Regions from separate parts of the Homo sapiens genome. Here region 2 is linked to region 1. Evidence: chromatin loops called from intact Hi-C (ENCODE). Cell type or tissue: endothelial cell of umbilical vein. All regions are shown on one strand.

Evidence for each region. A loop is a pair of places that touch in the nucleus more often than their neighbours do. Peaks named below come from ENCODE experiments on the same cell type or tissue, not always from the same donor. Only the 100,000 strongest peaks of a DNase experiment are listed, where the experiment ranks them.
Region 2: a loop joins it to region 1, with 3 times the contacts of the local background. A loop is called at or near these places in 3 of 110 quality-filtered maps.

Annotation. Positions count from the first base shown.
Region 1 is chr4:165,868,800-165,876,799 of GRCh38, reverse strand. TLL1 (tolloid like 1) reads right to left here and starts at 3,563. Exons shown (of 21, transcript NM_012464.5): 1 at 2,727-3,563. The coding sequence starts at 2,895. In endothelial cell of umbilical vein, no CTCF peak of the experiment used is centred here; DNase peaks (open chromatin) are centred at 3,599, 3,659, 4,019 and 4,139; H3K4me3 peaks cover 2,799 bases; H3K27ac peaks cover 349 bases; H3K27me3 peaks cover 168 bases.
Region 2 is chr4:165,488,555-165,496,554 of GRCh38, reverse strand. It overlaps CPE (carboxypeptidase E), which reads right to left. Exons shown (of 9, transcript NM_001873.4): 7 at 3,285-3,384; 8 at 878-996. Among named protein-coding and RNA genes, the nearest start is that of MIR578, 110 kb to the right of the region's middle. RefSeq lists a silencer at 2,984-3,153. In endothelial cell of umbilical vein, a CTCF peak has its summit at 3,081 (motif pointing left); DNase peaks (open chromatin) are centred at 3,044 and 6,624.

The DNA of each region.
Region 1 (8,000 bases):
ATCTCAATGAAAGCCTCCAAAAGGCCAACTAAGAATGCAGTGTAATTGTCAAATACAGCCAGACTTGCAGCCAGGAAACTTGGAATTGAGTTCTGAATAATCTTAATGAAGACATGTAACCTCACTGGGCCTCTGCTTTCCTATCTGTAAAATGGGAAGAGTAACAAACTCTACCATATTGAGCTGTTGTGAACACCAACACTCAAAAGTGCTTTAAAACCACGAAGCCATGATTGTCATTGTGATATCAAGCCTCTGTGTACTTTGAGGAATATGAAGACCCTATTAGAGGAGCTCAGAAAGGGCCTTTTATTTCATGGGCCATGCCCTCCAATCTGTTATTTGGAAAGGGCAGATCAAAGATGCCCCAAGTGTCTGGAAAGTACCTTCTCTTTTGCTTTTGCATGGCTTTCTTTCACAGACCCGTCCCCATCTTCCTTATTTCAGTGATTTTTTTTTTTGACTCTTGCTTGGGATTTCAATGTAGTATTTCATTTTTTTTCTGTTATTGGAACTTTGATTTGACTTTCCCAGTGGTAAAAAGGAGGCACTAAAATTTTGCCTGTATTGAGCCAAGATGGTAAATTGAAGCCTAAATTCAAAAGCAGGGTAGATAATTTTAAAAGGGATTCACATTCTGTGCATACTTCTTAGCCCTCCACTTAGGCCATTCTTATTTCCCTCTCATTACACACACACATGCATGCGTGTGAACACACACACAGGTGTGCACTGGTATGCCTCTTCTCAAAAACAGAGAAGAAATAAGATTAGGGTAATAATCCATTCAACGTTGGTTTTATTGTTGCTTTATTTTCAACAGCTATATTCAAAAATAAACCAGCATCAAAGGGGAAACAAAAAGTAAATGCTATTAAAGTTTTTTTTTTTCCTTGCCTAGATGTTTATTTGCTGAGGAAACTAAACACTAATGTCTGAGGTGTGTTTCAATACACATGGTGCAAATACTTATCTGCTTGAATCTTTCACAGAACAGGGTATCAAAGTAGATGTTTTCCTAGACAATCTTTTGAAATAATGTACTTCATCTCTACCTTACCACAAACAAGAAAACGCACAATTTTCAGCAAGTTACAACATTATTCAAAAGAAATTTCTTAGCAAAAAGTACATTTAAGGAGTTGCAGAGAACAGATTCTGAATGCCCAGCCACTAGTCACCCACCACAGCAATCAGCATCTCCTTGTCCAAACCATCCGGGGTGGCCCAAGAAACTTTCAGTGGGAAAATAGATACAGTTATTAAAAGTGACAGCAGGGAATTCATCAGCAAAACTGAATTAAATCAGAATTCTGAGTTCCAGCCTAACAGGCTCCTGCTAAGCTACTCTGGCTTTTAAATAAGTACCTGCATTTAAGGATGCACCGAGAAAGATGTGATAATGTGAACACAACACACATACCCTTTTTGTCAGAACAATGGGTCATCAAAGGTAAAAATTAACTAGGGAATTTCCAGCATTTTTCTTCATTGTGTACACCTCTCCTTCCTCCAGGCCCAAGAGAGGGTGAATAATGCTTATCTAGTTATGGAAGGGAAGAAAAGCTAGTCACAGAGCAACCCCGCACGGAATCTGCAGAACCCTAGATATATTTGACTTTGTCCACTCCCTTCCTCTGCGCTTCGCTAAAGCCCACACCTCTTGGGATGGAACCTAACGTGCCTTCCGCTTACAAACCGCTCTGCTAGGTTAGCCCCAACCACCATGCAACCTTTACGAAGTTACTTGTGCGTCCACACTGAGCGCGGATCACCTCAGCCACAGCCCAATAGAGCAAGGAACCAGGAGCTCCCGAAGCCCGGACACGAGCCGCGGCCAGTGCTGGGCGCCCTCAGGCGCTGCGCTCACGTGGTAGCGGCCCCGGGCACGTGCGCCTCCGACCTTAGGCGGCGAGAGGGAAGCGCCGCCCCGCGCGCGCGAGAGGCTGGCAGCGGCGCCAGAGGCGTAGAAGGGAGGGGAAGGACCTGGGACATTCAGGGACCCTGCGAGGCAAGAAGCTGAGCTTCAGGCAGTGCCGGTCCGACTGCATTTCCCTGGGGTGTTAGCTGGAAGGAAGACACAAATTTGAATGGGGTAGCAACTTAAAAACATTTTTCTTTTCAGTTTATTTTAAATGGGCAAATGCATCAGAATCCCATCTAGAAGTGAGTTCTTCCGAGATTGTCACAATCCCTTTCTAGCCTGGAACCCACACTTGAAATTCCTGGTAAAAGAGGGAGCCAAGGTGTCTCCAGGTAGCAATGCCATCCTCCTGTATCTTTTGGGGAACCCTGCCAACTCGCTCTCGAACAAGCGCTGGGAAACCGCGCCCTGGGGGAGAGGGGAAAGAAGACGGTGTCCCTTCCATATGCATAAAGCCCGCTGAGTGTTGGAATTTAAAACCTACAGCAGCAAGCTATATTTACGACTTGTTTCGTTTTGCTGGGGGAGGGGAGAGGGATCAGAAACTCTAGGACCTTATTCCCAAACTGGGAGATGGGAGCTTGGCAGTGGATCCCACTGGCACAGAACTCTAGTCAACTGGGGCCGCAGCGGCTGCCACTTGCGGGTGGGGAAGGGAAGGAAAAGGAGGGGGAGAGAAGGAGGGGCGGCGGAGGGGCTGACGCGGGAGGGAAGGAAACAGGTGAGCTCCCACCGCCACCCATGGGAAACCCAGCGCAGCGGCCCCCGGCGCGCCACCGTCCCAACCTGGAGAGCCACTTACCGGCTTTACACGGGTCCTTGTAATCTATAGTCTCTGTTTTATCCTCTTCGTTCCCATCAAAAGTGTAATCATAATCGAGGCCAGCGCAGACCCATAGCTCCCCGTAGAAAACAATCCCCGAGGCCACCAGCCACACGAGCATCCTCGGGGAAAGCGTTCCCAACCCCATCCTCCTCCCCCGGAGGAAAAGGAGGGGACGGGACCCAGAGGTTAGGCAGCCGCGGTCCGCGCTGATGTGCGGGGCTAGGGGCACCGGTGCTCTTCTCCCCACCCGGAGGCTCCTCGGCGGGACCGGGGTGCTCAGGTGTCCGGAAACATGTGGATGCCGCCGGGACAGTAGAGAGGGCAAGCACTGCCTGTTACCCCCAGTCGCAGGGAGAAGTTGGCTAGGGGCCCACGGGTGGGCGGAGGGCAGGTAAGGAACTCTGCACTCGGAGGCGGGGAGGGCGCAGGCAAACTCGGCTCTGGCGGCGCTGGCGCTCGCAGCCTGCCAGGTCGTCCTTCTGGCTGCCGAACTTCCCGCGGCCGCGGCTCGGCGAGCGGCGCCCCGCGGGCTCAGCTGCCACCAGAGCTCGGACTCCCGCGCCGCGTCCCCGCTGCTGCCAGGACTCCGCGGCCGAGCGCGAGCCGCCGCCGCCTGAGCCCAAAGCCGCCGCCGCAGCTCCGAGAAGATGAATCCGGTCTGCACATCAGCACATCTGAATTGAAAGGGGAGACCGAGGAAGGGGGTGGGGGCCAGGCATTTCTACGCCGCGAGACCTTAAAAGCCTGCAGAAGCCAGCAAAGCAACTGACTGCAAGAGAGCAAAAGTGTGAGGATTTGGGGATGCACTGTTTGCCTTCCCCCCGCCAGCCTGTCTTTTTACCCTCTTCCTAACTTGAAAAAAAAAAATATTCGCACCATCTAACCCAATCACTTGCATCCTGCTTACTTATTCATACAATCAGGGTCAGGATCCGGACCACAGCCTCCTCTCTTGACTTCTTTTGATAGCCTTAGACAAACAAACAGACAGGAGCGCGCTGACAATTCCATTTATATTTTACCAAAGATAAAAATGAATATATTATGTATCTGTGTACGCAAACAGCAATTAATAGATGATGTACGTGTCAGTTGAGAGTGCCAGACCGGGGGTGGAGCGAAGGATCGTGATAACTTAGCTGCAAATCCATATTTCCCCTCCCCCCAAATAAACAGCGAGTGTGTATTTCTTTCCTTTGCTGCTGTTTAACCTTAGAGCAGCGCAGGAATGGAGGAAAAGTGTGCGAGTCTTCACGATTTTGGTAAGAAAATAAACAGACTACTGTTGGTCTCCTAACCAACAAAGTTTTGCTAAGAACTAAGATCCTCAGAACTGCAATTAAAAAAAAAATCCAAAATCGAGTTACAGATTGCAGCAGCAGGAAACGCTGAGACCTTGCCGATGGGCTGGCGCTATGGCTCACGTGGGCGCAGGAAGGGAAGCTGGATGGAATACTCGGGAAGCAAATTTTCTGTGACAGTTCTGGCGCCCATGAGCAGAGTTGCTCAGTATCCTTCGGCTTCAGTAATGTTTTACTTCTTCAGAGGAGAGGGTGTAAAACCTGGCAGGAGGGTCAGCGAGGTAAACCACATGTCAGCCGAGCAGACTCAAGACAAACACAGGTTGTGGGAAATTGGGGAGGAAAAAAATCAGAGGAAATCTCTGTAAAACCCCTGTTGTGAGCAATTCCGAGGTTTCCCCACATCTGCAAGTAGTTTCCAAAATAGGTGAGATGACTTCTCCCCCAACAAGCTTCCAAGGGACTGGTGATTGGGAGCTTTCCTTTTCCAACTAAATCTTTAAAACTGTCACTTTAGCAAGGACTTGTAAAAAAAAAAAAAGCCTTACATATTATTTGACTAGTGTTCCCCCTATCCAAGTTATCATCTAGAGGAATGTATGAAGGTAAACACACACACACACACACACACACACACACACACACACACACAACTTTGACAGATAAAGTCATCTTTGGTTTGGAGATTTTACTAGGTTTTATTCATGTTTGTTAGAGAAAAGTAAGAAGCCAATCTTGAAAAAGTACCAAGTATTTTCAACTTAAACTAAAAGTATAGGAAGGCTAGGTGGAACTGAACTGACCAAGTGTTCTTTGCAAAACTGGGTCTTTCTCAGAGGCCACTGCAATGATGGAGCTTCCCTTCCATAGATCTTAAGCTTTTAATGCCCAGGATACAGAGCAGAAGTAGATTTTTAAAAAGAACATGTTCAATAAGCAGGTAGAGGCGTTTGATTTTGAAATCTCTTGCTGAGTCATTCTCAAATTCTCTTACCCATCCAAAAAAAAAAAAGTTTGCATAATTAATAATAGTGTTGCCCTAGTGCAGAGCTCAACAAGAATATGTCCTGCTTAGCCCATCTGAAAGCCTAGAGAATGCATATGTCATCTAGAGGATTCCTGCTCTTGAGCTGCTGACAGTGTTCCCATTCCCTATCCCAAACCTTAAAAATGTCCCTTGTTAATCTAAATGCCTGCAAACATCTCCTTAGACTATTTTATCATGTGTAAATTTGCAAGAAGTTTTACCTGTGGTTTGCCTAAACATCACTTACTTTGCAGGAATAAATATGTTTTATTCATTTGTTCTGGGAAAAAAAGTACTGTATAGGGATAATAGCTTCATTATGTATAATGACACCTATTACTTTTAACATGTGTTTCATTATTTGGTTTTATAATTTTATGAATTTGTAGTCCAGAGAGTTAGAATGATTTTCATAGTAGAACTTCAAGTCAAAATACAGGAATGTTTCTTTACAGCTAATATACTTGCAGAGAATACCTACATCACAATACCCAGGCTTAATCCCTGATTTATTTTTAAATATTAAATCTAACTCTAGGTTGTAATAAGAAACTTCATTTTTTTAAACTAATTTTGTCTCTATAGTTGTTATGATTACAAACTAAAAATAGATTTTTCCTTGTCCATGAAAGAAACATAAATTTGCAAGAATATGTATGTGAGCAAGGAGTTGATTGCTGTGTCATAGTATAGCTGCAGACACGCAGTACGTGAATTCAATCTCCTCAGAAAGACAAAAAGGAGAAATTGATTCCCTTAGTAAGACATGTGCTGATGTTGCCCTGGCTTCTAGCTGACAAGCTCTCTTGATCACCATTGCCACCTACAACAGGACCCCATCACTCTCAGCAATAATAGGGAATGAAGCCAACCAAGAGTGCTGCAAAAGGCAAGCTCTATGCCAATTAGTATATCACGTTGGAAATACCAATTAAAATAAATTTCCCTTGTAGAAAATATCAATTAGACATGTACTCTTTCTAATCTAGATTTGTGCAAAGCTAGATGTGATCTTTTTGTGTTATAAGACCAAGTAATACATGAATGAATATATTTCCCTTTTGTCCCTTGTGAAAAAAAATACCCAGGGGATAAAAGGAGCTTTCCTTCTGCAATGGATTCCGGATTATAATCTGAATAGGGGCCCCTAAACAGAATCTCTGGTTATTCTTTAATAGTTTACTGTACTAGTCTTTCTCTCTACCATGCCCTCACTGGCCCTCACTGTGGGGAACAGAGATGTCCTTTGTTTTTATGGCTTTTAGCTACTCCAGACCATTTAACTCTTATTTTCACCCCATTCTGATGTGACCCTCTACTGGATAGATACAGCTTTATTTCATGAGCTTTCTTTCAGTTCTACATGGCATCTCCTAATAGTAGAGTTCAGTGTCCCAAAGTGTGGTACTTAAATTGCTGAGAGTACATGAAGTGATTTTAGGTAATGTAGTAATAAACTACATATAGATGTGTATATGTATCAGAAAAAAATAGTTATTAAATTTGCCATTGCATATATAGTTCTTACAATCATGCTTAAGCTAAAAACCAAGGCACTTGCTTTGTGAAATTAAGCCAGTGATGAAGGTAGCAGGTGAAGGTTGACTAATGTTTGATAAACACTGATCTAGTTCAGCTCCCGTCCTCTGCTACACCACACTGCCTGTGGGTTCCTGCCATTTGCCTCCTCCATCACACCTGTCCCACAGTTGCTTCCTTCTCGTACCTGCTTATCAGTCATTTTCACTTCCAGTCCTTCAATACAAAAGGTCTGAGTCTGGACGGGGAAGCTGCATGTATTCATTGTTGGCACTTTGGATTTGTTTGCTGTTTTAGGCATCACTTGCTGTATCACTCTTCAGAATATCCACTGACTTGTGTATTAAAAAAACATATATAATTGCTTAATGACATCCAGAAATGATTGCATTCTTCCTTTGGGCAACAGCTTGGCCAAAGTGAAATGGGGGCAGTGGAATGGAATAAGAAGGAGGTCTTCTTATTTCCAACCTAATGGGACTCAAAGGCTTGAGTCCACTAGTAGGTTTCCAATTATGTAACCTCTGCTCCTTTACTGAATCCTCACTGTTGTACCCTGAACACCTAGTTAAGGAGGCACAAGAGTATAGAGCTTGGAAACAGTCCCTCAGTGCAATTTCCAGCTCTCTACTTCCTAGCTTGGTAACTTTGTACCTGCTTTTGTAACCTCAAGTGTCCTCAGTTTTCTCATTCATAAAACGCAGATAATTTTAGGGATAGTGATATTTCATAGAGTTGTTACAAAGAATAAGTTAATTAATATATGTGATATTTTTTATAGTTCCTCATATATAGAAACTATGTGTATACTAGTTCCTAGTACATAAGAACTTTTGGTAACTGTTATTATTATCATTTTAAGTGAGTTCTAAAAAGTCAAATTATTTCCAGTCCCTCTAACTACATTATTTGAAAAGAAGCTTCTCTTTCTTCACTTGACCTAAAGCAGAATAACTTACTCAAAGTGATGCTGGAGAGAAGCAATGAACAAATCGGTTAAGAGCACAGAATTCAGCCACAGAAAACACAGACTTAATACTCACTTTCCCATTTAGTAGCTATCTTGCCTTGAGCAAGTTACTTCCCTAGCTACACTCTCCTGGTTTTTGAAACAGAAATGAAATACCTAATAGGGTTAAACTGAGAACTAGATAAAATTATGCATGCAATGTACTCCCTAGCAGATGTAAGCTAGCAACATTAAAAAAGTTGGTTATTATTATTAATTGGTATTTTTCTAGTGATCGGCAAAATCTATACATAGTTTTTCCACTGGCAGGCAAGAAATTCAGCATGCACACACACACACACACACACACACACACACACACAAATCTGGCTACAGATTAAATAAAACTAGGATAATTTTCTTTGAAAAATTCC
Region 2 (8,000 bases), 380 kb after region 1:
GTGATTACACTGACTATATCCTTGCACTAACACATGCCAGAAAGACAAAGGATCAAAATAGTTGAACCTTTACAACTTGTTCCCAGGGCCATTTTTTCCAGGTTTCAGTTACCCAAATATACCTCTTGATTTTAATACATATACAGCCCAATGTAGACATACATGCACACAATCAAAACCATATACCAGTTAAAAACTCAAGATATTTTGTTTGCATAAATCAAGCATTTATACTCCAAGTTTTGGGTACATAAACAAAAATAATAATAAATTCTTTTCAAGTAAGCTTTTTAGACTTTCAAGAAATCCTACAGGTATTCCCACGGTCCCAGGCATATAATACAAAGGTAGTAGTAAAATTCTGCTCTAAGAGAAGTTTTGGTCTTATCACCATCACCTTCCTAACAAACAAATGAGATCTACTTAAATAAGATATGGTTTTTGATACTACTTAGCACAGAGAGCCTTGCACATAAAATATGCTAAATAAGTGTTTGGTTACCACCTAAAATTTTCTTATATGCATCATTTTTTTTTCAAATACTTATTGAGAAAGGCACTGCGCTAGGTGCTAAAGATAAAAAGGCAAATGAAACATAATCCCATTGAGATGGAAATCAAGGTTAGCAAATAAAAATTTAATTTTTTAAAGTTTTATTTCATTTTCTTGTAAATCTCTTCAAAAACTGAGAAATGGTAATAGAGCTTCATATTAACTTTGCTAAGCCTCAGTTTTCTCATCTGTTAAGTTGAGATAACAATGTTGCCTACCTCATAGGGCTAGTACGAAGATTAAATATAAATCACTTCAGTATGCCTGACAATGATAAATGCTTAATTATTATTATAGCGTTTGGCTATTATTATGATTACTTACCCCAGCAGCAGGGCTGTAAGGAACTGCCACTTTCTTTGTTATTGCCAGATAGCCTGGAGCTGAGGCTGTAAGTTTATAGTTTCCAGGTATAAGCAATCTCCAGTAATCACCATCCTTTGCTGTAGGAAGGCAGAATATCAAATCACAAAGCACATGAAATATGCAGAATTACACAATGCATAATTATGCCATCTAAGGAATACCCAGTCTAGCTCAGTTCACCTTTTTTGATTCTCGATTTTTAAAGTAAATATATAGGGAATTTAATGAAATTTTATTGAATAGGGTGTGAAACTCTCTTTACAGGCTTCATTTCTTATAGCTACTTTATAGATATCAATGTTAAATTGTCTAATAAACCTCGTACGATCATAGATCTTCTAATCACATCAGGAGCAACACAGGTAAAAAGACAGATGAATTCCCCAAGCAGCAGGGTCAGAACATACAGCCATCATGTTTTGATTCTTGCCAGGTGAAGACCTGCTGGTCAGAGAATCTTCACAGAGTGTGGGCCAAAGGTAGCCCTTGTAGGATCTCTGAGGTCCTAGTTAGAAATTTAGATTTCTAAAGACTTAGAATACACTGGGCACCCTAGTCCATTCAATCTCCCATTTACCTAAGTCAGTGATTTTCAAACTTGGGTGCAAACCTGGGAACTTGGTAAAATGAAAAATCTGATTCCAGCTCCCAGGTTCTGCATTCCTGACCAGCCCCAGGGCAATGCTAAGGTTGCGAGCAGAGGCCACACTTTGAAGAGCAAGGTTTTCGTAGACACTTCACACCTTCTCCTTTTTCCTAACACCCCTACACATCCTGTTCAACCTCCCAGTTGTTACTTTACATCTTATTTCATTGCAAAAATAGGTACAGTCAAAAAAATTAAGCCCCCATCACCGTATCATCAAATCTACCTCTAAATCTACATCTCCTTGCAGCTAGTGCCTCAATTGTCTTTTTGCTTTATAGCAAAATTTCTGGAAAGGTTTGTTCATGTTCTCAATCTCAGAATGGTTCTTTTCTTATTCTGTCTTGGACCCAGTCCAATCAGGATCCCACCATTCACTCCATTGAACAGATTTTTTCAAGATCCTCTGAACTGCTAAATCCAAGGATTCATTCACAAGGTTCATCTTAATTAACGCTTTTTCACTCCCTTCTTCTTGAAGCACTTCAAAGCCTCCAGGACAACACACTTCATTTTCTACCTTCAGTACAACACACTTCATTTTCTACCGTCAGTTCTATTGCTGGTTCCTTCTTATTATCACCTTGTCCCTGAAAAGCTGGAGTATTCTAGAGCCCCTCCTCTGATTTAATTTCTTCCCACGTGTTTATTCCCTAGGTTAGATTTTCCTAAACATTTCACATCATGGAATGTAGAGAAAATAAAATATTTGTATGACATATTAGGGCTAACAGGTTTCTTGTGGCAGGGATACTAACGCTGGGTTTCACCCTCTCAGCTAAGGGCTAAGGGGCTACATGGGCTGACATCTTGGCACAGATTCTGGCATACTGGCTGGCACCTAGTGGGCTGTTGATACATGAAGAATGAATGGAGTTTTAGAGGACAAATGTTAAAGATTTTTTTTTAATCCAAGCTATAAATGTGAAGGTTAAGAAAGAGTTGATGGTACAGAGTGGTTTGGGACATAAGTTAAAGGTTAATTGTCACAAAGTCTAAAAAAAATTGTAAAGAGTTTACAGCTAAAAAGAAAAAGTTGTCATTATTGAAAAGATCCCAACAAATGACAAACTAAAATGACCTGGATCAATGTTTATTAATGCGAGTAGGTAGACTTGCCAGAAAAATGCATCATTTTCCTCAAACTGGGGAAATGGAAATGGAGCTCAAAACCTGGAAGTCACTAACATCGCACCTCAATCCTATAAACTCTTGTTTAACCTTGAATCCCTGCGGATTTATTATACGGATTAAATGAAAAACTGTGTGAGAATTTTTAGACACACAACCCGCAGCAGTTTTCTTCCTTCCTCCTCTTTCCGCTCCCTCCTTCGGTCTCCCCATTCGCAGCTCGTTAGCACTTCTTAACAGAGACTAGAAAGTCACTGGTATTTTAACTCCAGCAGCTCCTTTTCCTTTGCCTGAAGAACCGCGAAGAATCGGCAGCCTGTGGCACCACCTCCCAGCTCTGGGGCGAGATAGCTGAGGAAAGGGCGCCATCTGCTGCACCCGGATTTCTAACGCAGCAGCCGCCCTGGGCTCCACTCACTCCGCCTGACCTGAGCCCACAAAGGAAACTTCACCAGATCAAAGCTGAGAAACGCTGTAGAGATACGAGCTATTTGTTTTGCTTAGAAGAACATAAGACTTATAATTATGATAATTAGTAATTATGCTCTTGTACATAACGTAGAGCCTCCAATTGTGGCAAAGACCCACCGGATGTAACATCGTGGTCTATTCCTTCCACGGAGATGGTGGCATTCGCAATTGGGTTACCTTGAAGGTCTCGGACAAATCCTTTAACTCCTCGGTGTATCTGTGAAGGTCAAAAATAACCAAAAAATTAATATGACCTATAAATTTATAGAAATGGCCTTAAATATGTTTCATATCAAGCATCTCTTTATTTTCCAGCAAATACCGTAGACCCCCATTGTTTAAGAATCAAGACATGCACAAAAGGCCACTGAATTTTTTGTGCATTTTATTCTGCTTTTCCCTAAATAGATAAGTGAAAATTAATGTCTTGTTTGCTTCCCAAAAAAAAGATTTTAGTACCTTCCAAATCATTTTAAAAAGTGTCATATTAAGGGAGGAGACCACTCCTCATATTGTCTTATGCCCAATTTCTGCCTCCAAAGAAGGAAAAACTAAAAGGCAGAAATGAAATCCACAAGCAGGCAGCCCGGGGCCACACCCTGGGCCTGGTAGTTAAAGATGGACTCCTGACCTAATCGGTTATGTTATCTATAGATTACAGACAGTGTATGGAAAAGCACTGTGAAAATCCCTGTCCTGTTCTGTTCCGTTCTAATTACTGGTGCATGCAGCCCCCAGTCACGTACCCCCTGCTTGCTCAATTGATCACGACCCTCTCATGCGGTCCCCCTTAGAGTTGTAAGCCCTTAAGAAGGACAGGAATTGCTCACTCAGGGAGCTGGGTTTTTGCAACATGAGTCTTGACGATGCTCCCGGCTGAATAATAAAGCCCTTCCTTCTTTAACTCGGTGTCTGAGGGGTTTTGTCTGCAGCTCGTCCTGCTCCAATATGTGTAAAGTTCTAGTCTTAGTGCATTTCATAACTTACTCTCTTTCAATTTTGGTCACCTGTGTATTCATTATATGGCTACTGTCAATTAACAAGGATATCATAATAAAAGCCTGTTAATATTAGCTCATTCTGGATAAAAAGATATATACTGTGACTGCTTTTGCATTAAATCTATTAACATTATTTTGGCTGAAAATAGAGTAGTGAGCCTCATAACAGAAAATAGAATGTTGATTTAGAAAGAAGATGGGAGAGCTGCCATTGAAAATAATCCCCCTAAATTAAGTTGTAGTCATCAACTGGCTATTATTTAATACACTGCAAACTACAAAAACTGCTTTTCTCTTTATTTTGGAAAGACAATTCATCTAAGTCAATATGTGTTTGAAGTGACAGAGTCGCTTCAGGTCTTTAAGAAAGTACTGCATCTAGAATATCAAATCGTAATGCATTAAACTTGATTACTCAACAAAATATGCACCAACCTCCCAAATGCTCAGGTTGTGCCTCACTCAATCGGGCTATAGAAAATAAATTGTCTTTCGCTACTTATGATACTTGACTATTTCCCTACAGAAGACAGATAAGTCTCCTGTAATCCTTTGTCATCAAAGAATAAATTCGGCAGTGGTACACTGTTTTATCAAAAAGATGTGCCTTGTTACCAGCAATATTTTTTGTGTGTGCCATTTTTCTTAAAAAAAAAGAAAACTCTCACACCCTATAAAAATAACATGTAATTTTTTAATGTTGCAAATAGGAAACAGTAATAATGATCATTTTATTGGCAACCAGTATAGTAGAGTAAATATATTTTTAAAAATTTAAGATTTATTCAATTCTAACTTTTCTCCATAACTAATAAGCCAACCAAAATTGAAAAGAGTTTGAAATTCAGCCATTGGAAAACATGAAACATGAAAACTTAACTTTCTGAATTAAAAGATGAAAAATCAGAAAAAGTGTAGAGAAGAAGAAAAGGGCTATATATAGAGACCCAAACTCTAAATTTCTTAAAATGAGGCCCCATTCAATAAAACTTAGAAAGATGCTAGCTGATAAAAGAGGCTTTACCCAAGTACTTTATTCCTCTTGAGGCACTATAATCCTGAAATTATCAATAGCATAAGCCTTAAAGAAAGGTTCTAATTCCCACATCATTGTAAAGTAAGTAAATCAATCACTACAAGAACATATTATTTGCCTGTATTAGGCAGAAATATATTAGGTTAATATTCATGGCTTTACTTTTTTCTGCTTCTGCAATCCAAGACTTATATTGCAATATGTGCAATATGCAGTTTAACAAATAGTTAAAGAAGTAAATGTCTGTCTGTGATATGTCAACTTTTCTGTTTGAAAAATTCCAGTGTAGTAATAAATCTCAGTAGAAGTGTATGGGCTGTGTCAACTCCCCCATGAATTCAGACTGGAAAATTCAGATTGTATGGCTTTTGCAAAAGAAATCACGAAAGTCCAAATTTCACTCATGCCTGGAGAAGCTGTTTTACTACACTTGCGGTGCCTGCAATGATTGCTCCCCAGATTCCAGGACATCTCAGTTTCAGCGAAGGCTGAAAAAGCCTCCAGAAGATTCTCCATTTTTGCTAGGACTGTTTATAGCCCCTAAACCCTCATGTACTTAGTGTCACGCAGATAGCTTGCTGCAAATGAAGATACTTCGGTCCTGCCCTGCAGAGAGTGTGATTCAATGGTAGGAGAGGAAACTCATTTTTAATAAGAACTCTAGGTGATTCTAATGCAGGTGCCCATGAACCATTCTTTTTTTTTTTTTTTTTTTTTTTTTGAGACGGAGTCTCGCTCTGTCGCCCAGGCTGGAGTGTAGTGTGATCTCGGCTCACTGCAAGCTCCGCCTCCCGGGTTCATGCCATTCTCCTGCCTCAGCCTCCGGAGTAGCTGGGACTACAGGCACATGCCACCACGCCCGGCTAATTTTTTGTATTTTTAGTAGAGACAGGGTTTCACCGTGTTAGCCAGGATGGTCTTGATCTCCTGACCTCATGATCTGCCTGCCTCGGCCTCCCAAAGTGCTGGGATTACAGGCGTGAGCCACCACGCCTGGCCCATGAACCATTCTTTAAGAAATTTTTTGAGAATTTTGAGAACTAGACTCTTTCAAAGCTACTGAGTGGAAGGGAGGCTCTTCTCCTTAGCAGACTCTCTACTCTAATTAGCTTTACAATTCTAGTCCCTGCAAACATCTCTTTAAAACTCTGCAAGGGATTTCCTCTCAAACAATTACAGAAATAGATCTCCTAATCACCTATTTTCCATGAGTTGTAAACTAGTCCAAGCTTAGATTTTAGGCCCAGGTGTTCAATTACTAATCACCACCATTGTCAAGACAACAATTACAACACAGAACTTCTGGCAGCCCTCACTGATTTTTCATCAGCCTTTGTTTTCCTAAACTGGAGTGTTCTATGATGCAAGCTAGATGAGCTGGTTATAAATACCACTCACTGCTTAGACACAGTTTGCATCCTAATGACAATGCCATATCAAGGTAGATCACATGGATCTGTGGACAGAGCAAATTCTTATTTTGCGTGGCATAAAATAGGATTGTATAACTTTAACCTTCTTCTTTTTAGCTTATTTATATATAAATTGATATTACTGTCAGATGAATTGGATGCATGCCCACCTGCTACCATAAGTATGACAAATCTCCTTTTTCCTGATGGTAAGAAGACGTGTTTTATTTGTTTTGTATTATTTTTTTTCTCAAGAACTAAGAGATGATTTAAACAGCAGCTAAGCATGTTTTTAAATTGTTGATCACAGTGATGATCTTATTGGCATCAACTTTAGTAAATCTTATAGCCCGGCTCCAAGAAGCCTTTTCCAAACTCCCGTGACTCGGTTAGGTCCCCTTCTGTGTACTGTTATTGCTCCTTGTAGCTAAGCTTTTATTGTTTTTCAGCCAGCTCTCCTCCTCTCTTGTGATTAGGTATTCTTGTTTCTGACAGCACTCGTGTGAAGCCTTCCTGAGGACGGTCACTATCCCCAGTGCCTCACAGAATGCCTGGGATGTGAAACTAGTCAATACATTTTAGTTGAAAAACTATATACATAAAATTAAAAGCACTGTATTAAGGAGTATTAAGACAAATATTATTAAACATTTAAAGATTATTAAATATTTATTAAAATAAAAAGCACTGTATTTGATATGTAAGTGGAGAACACCCCAATCAGTCCCATCTTACTTCCTCTATCCAAAAACATACTTTTCAGTTAACTTTGCTCTCAGAAGATCCATCCAAATACGGCTCTCCTCAAAGGAGACATTCTGTAGGGGTTCCCACCAAAGTTGTTCTAGAGTCATCGTGGACTGCTTATCCTTAGTTTTTGTTGTTGGAAAATACCTTTTTAAGCTAACATGCAGCAGGAATCCATTGATTTAAAAAGAATCCAGTGGAATGAGTGCTCTTTAATCACCATCTGACATCAGTGGATCTATTCCACGACAGTCCCTGGTAAGGTATTACAGTATATGGATATTTGACATGTGTAAAAGAATTCCTATGCTGATTTTGCTTCTTCTTCTTCTTTTTTTTTTTAGAGCAGCCTTTATTCAAAGGAGGCCATAGCAAGCTATAGGGACCACTGCAACAGAGCCTTGCAATGGTGGAGAAAGAAACTGGATTCAACTCCTGGTTTTACTTTAAAAAAAGTGTTGATTTTATATGTATATGTTTATATGTACATATACACATATAAATACTTAAATGTTTATTTAACAGCTTTTTTATGTCAAATTAGTTTAACAGATTGGTCTGGACTATTTGTTGGCACATGAAACTAACATCACTCTACTTGACTTTAGGTGTAAATGGCCACATTCAGGATAAAATT